2 separate regions of the Homo sapiens genome follow, and region 1 is linked to region 2. Evidence: chromatin contacts called from ENCODE Hi-C or POLR2A ChIA-PET data. All regions are on one chromosome and are shown on one strand. Each heading gives the region's core, a stretch centred on a gene start or an enhancer-like site at or near the end of the contact. The rest is flanking DNA. Distances are from core to core; before and after follow the strand shown.

Region 1 (7,127 bases), core at 544-3,043, 130 kb after region 2:
GGTTGCAAATCCACCAAGGGAAGATTTCTCTTTTTCCACTGGAAGTTCACATGATTTAATTTGCCTGAGTAACCTGCTGTCATAGGTTTTCATAGAGTCCTGACATCTAACAGAGTAATTAATGCTTTAGGCTTTTAGGAGCTGTTTCAGGTTTTTATTAATCACCGTTGTGATTGCACGTGTGAATTATGAAGGAGTTATTTTGGTAGTTGAATTTCCTCCTCAGGAAAATTTCCATATTTGTTCATGATGAACTGATAGCCTGAAGAAAAAGGAGAAAATGGAGAATTTTCCCCGGGTCCGAAGCAGGCACTCCACATTATCCAGGGTAAGAATGACTTCCTAGAGAACAGAAGGAGTGTGAGGTGTTTGAAGCTGGTGGTTAACCGTTTTCTCTTTCCCTCCCTGAAATTTAATTAGAAATTCCCCGTGATTGCCCCGGGAATATATGGATTTTGTGAACTTTGTAAAGATGTGTGGCATCATTTCATCCTGACATCATTTGCCATGAATTTGCAGGTTTTTTATTCCTTTATGATTCCTGCCATTGGAGGAATCACTCCTAGGACCTTCCTGATTCGTCTACTGGTCTTTTTGGGGTTTTCCAGAAGACGGAGGTATCTAGGTAATCGGAAGGAAATAGAAACCTATCCTTATAATTTTATTTATGGAGGACTACATGGATTTTCAAAATTATGTGATTGTACTTGAGATCAGTGTATGAAAAAGGAATGCACTGAGCGGAGTCTAGTCCTTAGGATTCTCTTCTGAAGTGTGAAAAAGAAAACACAATAGCTGTTATCTTGGAAACTCCGCCCCTCCAGGCATTCACTCGCACCCCAGGCATTTGCAGGCCCTCTGCATAGACTCTGCTGTGGCTACACGTGGGTCTTCCGTGCCATTTTCCTTGGCATGTGAGTAAATGTAGGTTTCCCCTGTGTTTATGGGAAATTTTACTCCCAGCCTTTTACGGTGACAAGAGAAGACTGGCTGCTTTACTCAGCACAGGGCGCTTTTCAATGATTAGAGCGATTTTCTCTGATTCTACTATACTTAGGGAAGATTTTTGAGACTACAAATACAAGACAAAGTAGTTATGTATCAGCATACGGATGGAGGCAGCCACTGTGCTAGTATCCAATTCTTTGACTACTGAGTGAAAATAGCTGCTCCTGTTCTAATTGCCATTTTTACTCTTCCTAAGTGGCCAGTTGGGAGAGACGGAGGAGGGAGGGAAGGAGCTGGGTTGGGCGGGAGGAGGTCCATTTGCAAAGTCAACAGCGGAAGTGTTCGGGGAACAGAAGACATCTGATCCGAATTCTATACAGATAAGGGAAGGATTGGATACCCAGCAGATGGGCCACCCTTCTAATTCTGCAGTAGCTTGCCGTGACAGACTTCTAATCTGATGGTATTTTCATCTTAATTTACTTGCAACCTGTTTTGTTTTGTTTTGGGTTTTTTTTTTTTTGTAGGTAACAGCATTTCTGACAAAGGTGATACATTTGCTAAAGCTTAACATTCAGATTCCTTCCTTGTCTGAGTGTTATATAATTATATATACATTTGGGCTCAAAGGTCCCAGTCTAACAAATTCCCTTCACAGGAGCACCATTTGAGGGCCCATTCTCTCATTAATTTTATTTGACATTTATGTCAACATTACATTCCTAGCCTAAAAGGAGAAATCACATGAGTACGCAGGGGCGTATTTTAAAGTGGAGTATTTAGTTTGGCAGTGAAAGGCACCCGGCGAAGTCTGCGAAAGCAACGTTTTCTAAATTAGTTAATATAAAGTGGTCTAAATGCACTAAATTTATATTGTTCTACAATGTGCTAAATGCTAGAGCACGTGGCTGTTTTGATATTTCTAACATTTTCCCCCTGGGGCTCCCAGAATTGCCTAAGATGGGTGTCTCTGGAAAATAAACTTGGGAGCCATCAGAGGTGTCAGGAACAGCTGAAAACAAGTCACTTACGATGTCAGCGATGGAATTTGCTTCCGTGAGACCTTGTGCAAAAATCAAAGACCTGATTCTTCTGCTTAGCCTAACTTCAGAGCGAGGAGTTTATCGGTGGGGCATAGAGGCATCTGGTCCCCAGTTCTGCTGAATGAAGAGTTTCACAGGCGCTGCGTGGAGGCCGGAGGGCGGTTGCCAGCCCCAGCCCAGCATTGGGAGCCAATCACATGGCCACGACTTTGCCTAGTGCTTCCCAAAGTAGACAAAAGCGTGAACTGGGGTTATCAAACCTAAATAAGAAACAGTTGTTAGAGACCATCGGTATCCTCTGATTTGGGAGCTAAGTTGAATTTTGATTCAAGAGATGCCACGAGAGAGGGAAAGAGCTTCCCCTAAGCAGCCTCCAAGGGCCCGAGCGTGGCAGCTCCTTCTGCTTCCAAAATGCTGACTTGTACATACTTGGTGGTTTTTGTGCTCTGGAGCTGTGCTTTGTGTTTGGCTATAACAATGAGTTGCAGACTGGGTTTTTGCTTTGCAGAGAATTCACCAGCATTGGAGAGGACCTGCCTTTGGTAAAAGCAGGGAGTGGGCAGTTTGTCCAGCCCCCGTCGCTTGAGTTTATTATAGTGTTTATCCCTTCTCCCTATCATCCCCACCCCAGCCAGGGTTTACTGACCCAAAACGACCTCCCAATTTCCTTTCTGCCATCTCTATCATGAATCTCAAGGGTCAAGTGCTTGGTCACCAGCTGACCTGTGAGCCTACCCAGATAGCAAGGTCCTTCAAGGTCATCTTAGAGTGATCTTAACTATGATCTTCTAGAGTCAGTGTCGCTTGGGGGTCCCCTTCGTGGGTTGGCAGAAAGGTGAGGATTTTGTCAGGGAAAATAGAGGAGGAAGGATGATTGCAGTTTATGAAGGAGAAACTTTGAGTCTGAGTTAGCTTTCATCAGAGTCAGTATAGACAACCTTGCTCTCAACACCTCACTTTGGCTTAGAGCACTTCGTGATTTTCTTACCTGATCTCATCTGCTTCAGCTTCCCGCTGGCCTTGTTTGCATACCGATCAGCTGGTGGGGTAGCAGTAGAGTGTTTTAGAGTTCCAGTACACCCTTCCTTTCCTATAAAGGCACAACATACAGAAGAAATAGAAATTTACAATTTTTTTTTTAAAGCTGTAAAGGCAATTCTGATTTTCATAGGGAAGAGATTTTAAGAATTGGAGGAGCCTCGGAGGTCTTTGCATGTCTAGATAAGCTTGGAGGTTAAGAGCCAGGTCTCCTAACATTTGGCCCAGTCTTCTTTTCTTGTTCCAGCCACTGCCTGTAGGACGATCAGAGAAGCTTCCCATTGAGATTCCAACATAGGGATGTAAAGTGGTAGGAAATCCTTCTGCTAAGAGCTGATAACAGTTATGTACCAACACTATGGGAGGGAGTGGCCCTTTGAGATGGTGGAGTGAAATCCTGGGGCTGTGTCTTGGCAGGGGGCAGAGCTGGGACTGGCACCAAGCTCCCTCAAGCACTCAGTTCAGTGGTCTCCTCCCTGTTTCCTGGGTAGAAGGCGATTGCAGGCACCCACTGGTTCTCTCTCTGCTCTCTCCCTGCCAGCCACCAAGCGTATCCCTGCCAGGCCATTATCACCACCTCGCCAGAGAAGACCAGAAACCTTATTCTGGAAGTTAGAACCATGGAACGAATATGTCCTTATTAGACCATGCCTCTGTTTTTAACTTGGTTAAATGAACTACCATTCTCTTATAAAACATCCACTTTTCTAGAACCCTTGTTGCTGATGTTGGCTGCCCAGAGGTGGCACTTTTCAGCCAGGAAGAGGTGGGGGTCTGCTTTGGAGTGGAGTGAATTATTGAGTAGGGGCTGAAGGGAGAGTGGCTCAGACCAACAATAATTGCAAACAGTGGCCATGGAGATAATTCCCTTTGCCTCCTATCTCCTTAAAAAAGTGACTCCTCTTTGCTACTAAGGACCTTGCTTTCTTTTTACTTTATTTTATTTTTGGAGATGGGGTCTTGCTGTGTTGCTCAGGCTGGAATGCAATGGCACCATCACGGCTCACTGCAGCCTCGACCTCCCAGGCTCAAGGGATCCTCCTGCCTTAGCCTCCTGAGTAGCTGGGACCACAGGTGCCCCCACACCAAGCCTGCTAGTTTTTTTATTAAAATAGAGACAGGGTCTCCCCATGTTGCTCAGGCTGGTCTCGAACTTATGGGCTTCCAAAAAGATCATGCACCCGGCCATGACCTTGCTTTAATCCTCTTGTGGCCTTTAGGCACAGCATGCACATTCTGATGGGGTCCTTAATTGTTGTCCCCAGTACTTGTATATGTGTTATCTGGCATGTTGCTTGGCCTGGGGATGAAGGGGCTCAGGTATTGTCTATGTGCAAACTTTCTTTTCCAGTGCAATTTAGAAACTGCTGTTGGACTCCCATCCCGTGGATGGGAGGCCATTCTCTTCCTTAACGGGATTTGGAAAGCAAAAAGCATGCTGGTCTTCTAAGTGCAGCTTTATTGGCATTTGGCTTCCTGCAATATATTTGTAATATAGTATGTATGCTGTATCTGAGTAAATCAGTAGGTATGTTTTGAAATTAAATATTTGCTAAGGGCTAGGCTCTTCTCGTGTTAAATTATTGATAATAAACTTCACAGACACTGTATGAGACTTGATGATATATGATTTTTGAGTGACCTGCCATTTATTAGACTTTATCTGCCCATGAAATCTATTTCCAATTCAGACCATATCTGCTTCGGGATTGCTTGCCAGAAATCTATTCCCAAGATTCTCCTTATTTCAGTGAAATATCTCTGGCTCAGCACCTTTCCCACGGCGGCTGATCTAATCGGGGCTGGATCACTTATCGCTTCTCATTTCCTTTGGCAGCACTGTCAAACTAGAAGTGCATCTCGGGGACACTCAGAAGCACTAGGTGACGCACCTCCTTCTCCCTTTTCCTGTATGGCAGAAGGTAGGGAGAGGTGAACTCCCCAAACCACAGCCCTGCTCTAGGGTCTAAGCAGAAACAGGACCACCTTTGTGGTTAGGCTAACAGAAGTTGTGTCCCTGCCTCCCTCTCTGCCAGGAGCTGTCATGGAAGTGCCACATGGAACCCTGTTCGATGACCCCGAGCAATTAGAACTCATTTGCATGGCATGGAAGGCCAAGCTGGGGCCCCGAGGCTTTTTCAGCTCCCCCTTCTTCCCTGACTTCTCTGTAGACAGGTGCATACTTCTGGCTATGGCAAGGGCCAGCTGGCAGGAGGACTCTAACTTGTCATCACAGAAATAAAATTTGTCACCTCTGTGTTCCCAACCTCTGTTCTTTCATGTTTAACCAGCACTCTGCATCTTTGTAAACATGTCAGAGTTCTATTTTTATTTCCTAATTAATTCAGAAAAGGAGCAGAAGACATTGCTAATGATAGGAAAGGGGAAGATCACAAAGGTAGGATGAAGGGTGGCTTTTATTTTTCAGTTGAATGAGGCAATTGAATGAATATGTGGCATCCAGCAATTAGAAAAATTACTTAGGGCCAGCCAGTGCCTGGGCGATTCTCGGGCTGCCCTGAAACTGGTCAGAATTTATTCCTATGAGCATGTCTAAACTTATCAACTTCAGTGGCCAGCTTTTCTTCTTATACTAATAGACAGTGAGACTTCATTTTCCCAAACACAAGGGAGAATACAAATTTCCACATATATTAATCTTTTAATTATTTGAAATGTGTTTTAGCACTGCTTCTAAAGTTATATTCTCTGAGTACATTAAACCTAATTTAACCTTTGACTTGATTTAAAATCATCTTTATAAACATCTGGAACTGTATGATCTGTATACTTTAGTGATTCCAGAATCTTAACAATCTCAAGGGTGTAGTCTTTTAATTAAATGAGCTTTTCCTCCATTCCATTGTTACCGAAAGGCTAAAATAATAGATATGGAGTAATGGAAAGAGTTCTAAACTTGGAATCAAAACTCTACTTCTAATTTAAGTTTAATCATTAATTCACTGTGTGACCTTTAGCAAGTCTCTGAACATCTCTGAGCATTTATTTCTTCATCTATAAAAATGAAGAATTGGACCATAAGACTCCTAAGGTTGTTGACATTTCTAAAATTCTATAATTTTATGATCAAGGACCATGCTACTCAGTAATACCAGGTATCTGAAGGGCTTTTGAGGTGTTTCTTAATGATATGGCTCCAAACTACCATCATTGTGTTGGCTTTGAAGCTTTCCTATATTTTATGGGTAGGCAAACTATAGCCTGAAGGCCAAATCGGGCTTACCATCTGTTTTTTGTAAATAAAGTTTTATTGGCACAGAGCCACACTCATTTGTTTAGGTGTTGTCTATGGCTGCTTTTGAGCTACAGTGGTGGAGTTGAGTAGTTGCAACAGAGGTGGTGTGGTACATGATGTCTAAAATACTTACTTTCTGATCTTTATATAAAAAGTTCACCAACTTTTATTCTTTTTTCATTCTCAGTCTGTCACTTTTCTTTTTTTTTTTTTGTGAGACAGAGTCTCACTCTCCTGCCCAGGCTGGAGTGTAGTGGCACAATCTCGGCTCGCTGCAACCTCCACCTCCCAGGTTCAAGCAATTCTCCTGCCTCAGCCTCCTGAGTAGCTGGGACTACAGGCGCCTGCTACCACGCTTGGCTAATTTTTGTATTTTTAGTAGAGGTGGGATTTCACCATGTTGGCCAGGCTGGTCTCAAACTCCTGACCTCAAATGATCCACCCACCTCGGCTTCCCAAAGTGCTGGGATTACAGGCGTGAGCCACCATGCCAGGCCAGTCTATCACCTTTCATTGCAATCACTCTCTCTCCCTCTAGGAATTTGTTTTAATTTACTTACCTCTACCTGTCTAGGGGTTAAGAAGCCAGACTGCACACCTGATTAGAATTAGGTTCAAAGTAAGAGTCTGTAGGTTTTGAACAAAAGTTTGAGGGGACAGTCTTTGAGTGCAGTGCTGAGTACAGTGCATGGGCTTTTAGCTACTTAGTGCTCCTTTCTTATTTAAATGTCTAGGTCATTCTGGATAGTTATAGTTAAAATTTCAACAAAGTTTGAAATGTCTAGAAATGGTTACTTTTATTTGCTGACAGTGGTTATGGATTTGTTGTAAAATCCACTTCC
Region 2 (7,120 bases), core at 233-2,732:
ATCTCCCCAGAAGCTAAGCAGAGGCCACCATACTTCCTGTACAGCCTGCAGAGCCATGAGCCAATTAAACCTCTTTTCTCTGTAAATTTTGCAGCCTCAGGTATTTCTTTATAGCAGCCTGAGAACGAACTAATGCACATGTGGATCTAAGTGGTGCAGGGGGTGGACTGTCATGGGTGTTGTTGGTGCTCTGCCCAGATCCCTTCATATCCCCCTTTCCAGTTCATTGCCCCTAGCCCCAGCTTCTAAGTGGTTTACTCCTAAAGGTTCATACCCCTTCCTTCAGAGAACTTCCTTCCCTTAATCTATAGGAGCCACTTCACTGCAGAAGAGGTATTAAGCACCTAGACTCACTTAACGCGTCTAAATTAAGTGCCTAGACTCACCCAGACTCACCTCAGAACCAGAAGTGCTAGGTATTTTTGTCCCCCCACCCTTTCCAGGAAAGACTATAGCCAGTGACTAATTGGTGCAGGGTTATGAAAACCCCAGCTCCCTTGCCTCAAGTTGGGATAAATTCTAATTTATGCTCCAGAACTAGCTGGGGATCTTGCTGGGGCTGGAACTTCACCTTAAATTGCTCCCTTGCTTGGCTGCTTCTTTCCTATTCTGCTTCCCTTTCTAGTTTCTCCTGGAAGCTCTTCCTTAATAAATTGCTTGCACGCAAATCCTTGGCAACCCAAGACAGTTCCCTAGTAGAAAATACACTCTCGAGCTTCAAGTCAGTGACAAGGAAATAAAGAAAAAAAAAAAAAAAAAAAAACACTTAGTGAACAGCTATGGTTTACAAGAAAAAAAAAAAAAAATGTTAAAGCCCAGAATGGAGTACCTACCATGAGTCAATTGTCTTTGGTTTGGATTTTCATTTCCTAAGAATTTGATGATCATAAGTGGTTATTCTGGTAGTACATTACAGAGTGGGACATCTGTAAATTATCAATGATACATCAACATAAACCGTATGCCCCAGATTTTTTGGACAACCTTGATTTCAAGTTTTTAATCCCCTTGTCAGACCATGTTCCAGACAGTGTGTCCTGGCTGGTGTGGGTGTTTGGACAGCAAAGGGGGATGCTGGGCTAGCCAAGAGGCAGCTGAGAGGACGAACTTGAGCATTATAAAAAGGCAGACACTTGAAGTTAATAAGCACAACTGGACTTCAAGTCCTGGCTCCACCCCAACCAGCTGTAGGCCACATTTTATTCCTGTTAAAATGAAGTTCCCAGCTCCCACCTCACAGGATTGAAAATGAGGTGATGTATACAAAACGCTTAGCATTGCTCCTGGATTTCGTGAAGTTCAAGAGATGGTTCCTTTGGAGGGGAAGAAGAGTGGGTGAAGAACCCTCCAGTGGAGTTTGGGGACTTCATTGTCCTAATAGAGCCGGCAGGGGATGGGGGACCAGAGGTCGAGAGCCCACGTTGAAGCGTTGCATTCATCTAAATTTGCTGAGCGCCGTCTCCCTCCCAGGGCGCGGGACTCAATACTTGTACGCCAAGGGGGAAAAGGCCGTCAACTCGACCTGGAAGGGACGGCGCAACGCAGAATGAGCCGCGAGGCCCCGGGCCACCACGTGGCTTCCCGATGGCCTCCCCCGACCCTCCCCCACTCCGGCCCCGCAGGGGAAGTAGGTGAAGGGTGGAAGCCGAGAGACCGCGCCGCGGAGGCGGCCCGCCGCCGGTTTCCTAGCAACGCCCGCCCCGCCCCGCCCCGCTGGCGCGCCGGCGCCGGGAAGCGGGGGGGGGGCGGACCGCCGTTGCCATGGCAGCGCGGCGGCCGCGCCCGACGCCGCCGGCGCCTGCGGGAAACGCGGGCCAGGGGCCCAGAGTGGGCTGCCAGGTGGCGTCCCTGCCTAGCTCCCACTCCGGGATGGACCAGACCTCGCGCCCGGGGGTGTCAGTGGAGAAACCGAGTCGCCCCGAAAGGTGGCAGGGCCGCAAGGCCGGTCGGCCCCACTCACTCCCCCGCCGACTGGGGCGACTGAGAGCTTGGAGACTTTCCAGTTTGTCTGGTGGGGTCTGAGTTGGTCTTCGGGGCCGGAGTAGGCCAAGGGAATTTTTTTGATTTTGGAATCTCTTCGGACCTTTTTTCCACACCTAGTCAAGACTGCACGCGTGTGCACACACGCATACGCACGTCTGCAGCCTGATGTCCCATCCTTTTACCCTAGGTGTTGTCACCTGAAGGTTCTTTAATCTCGGAAAGAGAATATGCAAAAGATAGCAGCTGCCAAAAGCTGCCTTTTAAAACGACTTTGAAAATCAGTGTTATTTCCCGAGGGCCATTTAAACGGAAAACCTCCGTGCCTGGAAGGGTGTTCTAGATTCTGGACTCAAATTTGCATTATTCTAAATCACTTTTTGCAGTGAGCTGCGATTGGAGAATTCAGTTGTGGAGTATTAAATTTAACCGTACACCCATTTAGCTAGTGTAATGATCGCTTGGCCAAAAGACCCACTCACAAAGACAAAGCCACACGCTTCTCAGTCGTTCTCTGGCTTGAGTGTTTTTAATAGAGGCGGAGTCAGTCACATGTTTGTGAGTTTAATCAAATTGACAAGGGCTCTGAGCGAGAAAAGCTTACTGTCTAATTCGAAGGCAACATTAGGTACATAGAGATGCATTCTCTTTGGACTTATTTGAATCAGAGCTTTTCAAATGGAATCCTCTCCTGCACATATTTTTCTCGATCTGCTGCAACTGGAAAATTTAAATCAAAATCTTATTTCTTATATTCATTTTGATGGTAAATGTGCTGGTAAATGTGTCTGCGCTGAGATTCTGCATTTTCTTGATCAACAAGGAAATGCGCAGCAATCACTGTGAATTGAGCACCTTGCTGATTGAGCAACACTTAAACCTAGAGGCATGAACGACCATAATCTTGGGATGAGAATCCCCTGTAGTATATTTCAAAAGCATATTCACAGCTAACCTTTTTCCACTCCAAAGGATCATTCACTTGGAACTTTTTTATTCTTCATCTTGCCAGACTATTTAATTTCTTCTAAAACCACTTTGACACACTTTTTAGTTTGAAAACGTGATTGTGTTTGGACAAGTGATCATATAAAATTAATTTATACACACACACACACACACACACACATATACACAATGTCCTCTTAATCTTAGATCATTTTTTCCCAGTATCAAAACAGAACCTTTAATTTGCATGGTGGAGGGTAGAAGATAAATTCAGAAAGCTAAACCAAAAGTCTGAACAGAATAGTTTTATGTTTAGCACTATGGAGGGAAAAAAACGATGAAACTGTGTATACCTAATGACTTTGTGTGCAAAGGGCAAATCATTAAATTAATTTGCTGTACATTTGGTAGTTAAAATGTACCAAATGTATGGGCCCAATGGCTCATACCTGTAATCTCAGCGTTTTGGGAGGCTGACGCAGGCAGACTGCTTGAGCCAAGGGGTTCGAGAGCAGCCTAGACAACATGGTGAAACCCCGTCTCTACAAAAAATACAAAAATTAGCCGGGTATGGTGGCATATGCCTGTAGTCCCAGCTACTTGGGAGGCTGAGGTGGGAGAATCAGTTGAGCCCAGGAAGTTGAGGCTGTAGTGAGCTGTGATTGTCCCACTAGACTTCAACCTGGGCAACAGAGCAAGACCCTGTCTGAAAAAAAATTGTTTAATGTTATAATAGCAACAAAAATAAAAGTGAATTTTACAATAAAATAAGGGCATTTGCATACATGAATTTTTATTTGGAAACTTTCATAGCCCCTCTGATTATTCATTCATTATCCTAAAGTTCTTTCCACAGAGGTTATTATCAGACTGAGCCCAGAACAACTTGGCCACAGAATATTGGTAAGGGTCCATAAGTGTCTGCAGATAGAATTGCCCAGATCAGCTGTTTAACTGGTTGGTCTCTCTAGACAGAGGTTTAGTTACACACATGAGTTAGCCCAACCTTCACTCCCTATACTTCATTGACCACTTGGCAGTGTTAAATAGACACCAGAGAAGCCCATATGATTTATGCATGCCCTACTTTATTAATAATATTGGAATGTTGACAACCTCACTAGATTTTCCACATAATTTCCTAACGTGGAAATGATCTCCATACAGCCGTTCCAGTTAGTTGCCAGGATCACAAAGTTTCTGCCTTATCATTTATGGTTATTGTTACCTCGGGAACCTAATATTTATCAAACACGAGATCCATTTTGCATGCTCACCTTTTCCTCTTTTTCAAATAATCAGTGACCTTAAGCTTTAAGCATCTTATCGTTATTACAGACTACCAGCCTCTTATCTAATCCTGCATTAAACTCGATTTACTGCTTTATCTATACCACTTTAATCTTTTAGAAGCTTATCATAATATGGACTCTTTAATGAAATATTTTTATAATAAGAATAAACTAACCTTTCTCTATTTTCCCAGATCTCTCTACTTTTGCTCATTTACCTATATGCCTTTATCCTTCTTTAAATATTTATGTTTCCCAGTTTCATTCCTTATATACAATGAAATAAGCCCAAATGCTTATCTTGTTACCACAGAAATGGTTGTGTTCCCACAAAATATGGAATCTTCTCGTTTAGCTCCTACTGTCTTATATTTAGCTCTCCTGATCTCAGTAAAATACAAATGCTTGTGTTGGTAGAAGACTCCATCATCCTGAAATCCTAAAATAATTTTTTCCCATCAAGTTGCAAGGCCACCTAAAATTCTCAAAGCACTCCTTTGCATTTGAAGAGGAAATAGTGTGCGGTAGTTAAGAGAACAGACTCTGGACTTAACCAAGGATTCGAGTCCTGCTTCTAACACTAGCTTTGAGACTTTGATCATGTTTTTTTAACCTCTCTAGGCCCCAGGCTCCCCATCTGTAAAGTGGGGATAATAGGACTTAACTCGTTAAGTTTGGGTATTTTTAAGAGGTAAATGAGATAATTCTTGAAAAGTACGTGGCACACAGTCAACAAAAAATACCAACAGTGGCTGTGATTATTATCATTATCAATATTAGAACATTATATTCATGGTCCCCCACTTACCTCAGCCTGAATTCGTTTATTAGATTAAACTGTCCACAGAGGATCAGGATTCTGACCAAGGAGGAGAGGGATGCAAGGAGAAGGGAACAGTTCAGAGCACAGGCCAGCAGCTAGAAGGAAGTGTCCACGGGTATCCCGGGAAGCTCATGCACAGCATGGGTCATTAGGCACCTAAGATGATAAAGTGGAATGAAAAATAATCAGAGCTGACAGTAGAATAATGTTCATAAAACTAGTCATGACATAGTCAAAGCCATGAGAGATAAGATGTTTAAATACATGTAAGACTGTGAACCTGCCATATAGGAAAAATATTTTAAAAGGGAGAATTCTGATGAATTCAAAAGACTTAGACCTAGGTGGGAAGATCTTTTTAATGAATTGAGGTTTCCTGGCAGAGGTCAGAATCTAGTCGTTTTAGTTTATTTTCATGCTGCTAATAAAGACATACCAAGACTGGGTAATTTATACAGGAAAAGGTTTTATGGGCTCACAGTTCCACATGACTGGAGAGGCCTCACAATCATGGTGGAAGGCAAGAAGGAGCAAGTCACGTCCTACATGGATGGCAGCAGGCAACGAAGAGAGCGTGTGCAGGGAAACTCCCCCTTATAAAACCATCAGATCTCGTGAGACTTATTCACTATCAGGAGAACAGCATGGGAAAGACCCGCCCCCATGATTCAATTACCTCCCACTAGGTCCATCCCACTGTGGGAGCTACAAGTCAAGATAAGATTTGGGTGAGGACACAGCCAAACCATATCACTACTCTAGGGAGTTTAAGCAGAAGGAAATTTGTTATAGGATGATAAATGGCTTTCTGGCTTGTTTTTAGGGTTGAGGAAACCCTTGTAGGTTGAACTTTGAATATGACTGTCCAAACCACCGCATGGAACCAGATCAGGGCCTTTGTGTAACAGGAAACTGCCTGCCACATTATGAAGCTGCCACTACAATTTCTGGCTTGGGAGCCACACTGCCACAGTCATGATCAGAAACCCACCACCATTAGGAAACCACTACCATTAGGGAGGCCCTGTGATCCTACAGCTGCCAGCAGTAGAGTCACGGCACCCTCATGAAATCTACACCAGTGAAATGGATGCCCCGTGACCTCTTTGGATACTTGCAAGGCTAGTGACTGCACACTGGGACATTTGTTAACTCTATTGAAGAAACACTCAATGACTCCTCTACCAAGCTTGCCAGTAGAAATAGCAAAAGCAGCAGAAGTGAAGCTGGAACCAAGCTGGCGCATCGTGAGAACCTAAATTATATTCAGAACCTTGCTTCAAAGAAGTGTGAAAGGGAGTGTGTGGTGTTCCACCTCTGCAGTAGTGGAAGACACACCAAATATGTCAGAATGGCTGTTGAGCACTAATCCACCTTGTCCACTGCAGACCACATATTTGGCTAAGAGTTCATATACACTCTTTTTCCTAAATTTAAGCTTCCAGGTAACAGCAATAACAACAGATCCTCAGTAACATTCCAGTGCACTTGGCTTCTCCCCGCAGGGAGACCAATATCGTATCTATCTCTAGGTAATGTTTATTTGTTTTCTTTAACCCAGTCACAACCCAGTCTTGATGTCCCACAACCTATGGGCTAAATTCAAGTAAATCATGACCAAAAACCACTGTATAAAATATTAGGGGCCAGGGAAAAGGAATAAAAAGGAAAGTAGTTAATATATGTTTAAAAAAAAAAAAAAAAGGCACAGCCAGGCACAGTGGCTCAGGCCTGTAATCCCGGCACTTTGAGAGGCTGAGGCAGGCGGATCTCTTGAGCCTGGTAGTTTGAGACCAGCCTGGGCAATATAGCGAGACCCCGTCACTACAAAAAATACAAAAAAATTTGCCAGGCATGCTGGCATGTGCCTGTTTTCCCAGGTACTCAGGAGGCTAAGATAGGAGGATCACCTAAGCCTGGGGAAGTTGAGGCTGCAGTGAGCAGTGACCATTCCACTCCACTCCAGCCTGGGTGACAGAGCAAGACTCTGTCTCAAAAAAAAAAAAAAAAAAAAAAAAATATATATATATATACACACACACACACACACACACACACACACACACACAAAGATATA

The links. A loop is a pair of places that touch in the nucleus more often than their neighbours do. ChIA-PET counts read pairs that join two places held with the same protein, here RNA polymerase II (POLR2A). Pooled maps may share reads with other maps.
Region 1: a map of ascending aorta shows a loop between it and region 2 (2.4-fold over the local background). The contact joins the promoter of FOXN3-AS2 here to the enhancer-like site in region 2. A Hi-C loop is called at or near these places in 1 of 168 maps with a recorded cell type or tissue (ascending aorta) and 2 of 50 pooled maps. POLR2A ChIA-PET finds 5 or more read pairs at or near these places in 3 of 52 experiments (A673, H1 and naive thymus-derived CD8-positive, alpha-beta T cell).

Annotation. Positions count from the first base shown.
Region 1 is chr14:89,570,882-89,578,008 of GRCh38, reverse strand. FOXN3-AS2 (FOXN3 antisense RNA 2) reads right to left here and starts at 1,793. Exons shown (of 1, transcript NR_024620.1): 1 at 532-1,793. It also overlaps a transcript of FOXN3 not described here.
Region 2 is chr14:89,696,298-89,703,417 of GRCh38, reverse strand. No RefSeq gene overlaps it. Among named protein-coding and RNA genes, the nearest start is that of FOXN3-AS2, 120 kb to the right of the region's middle. RefSeq lists a silencer at 1,694-1,753. Within about 2 kb of position 1,482, at least 26 of the 41 ENCODE cell types and tissues checked have a DNase peak (open chromatin) inside an H3K27ac peak, as active enhancers do; they include ascending aorta, where a contact is called at or near this core.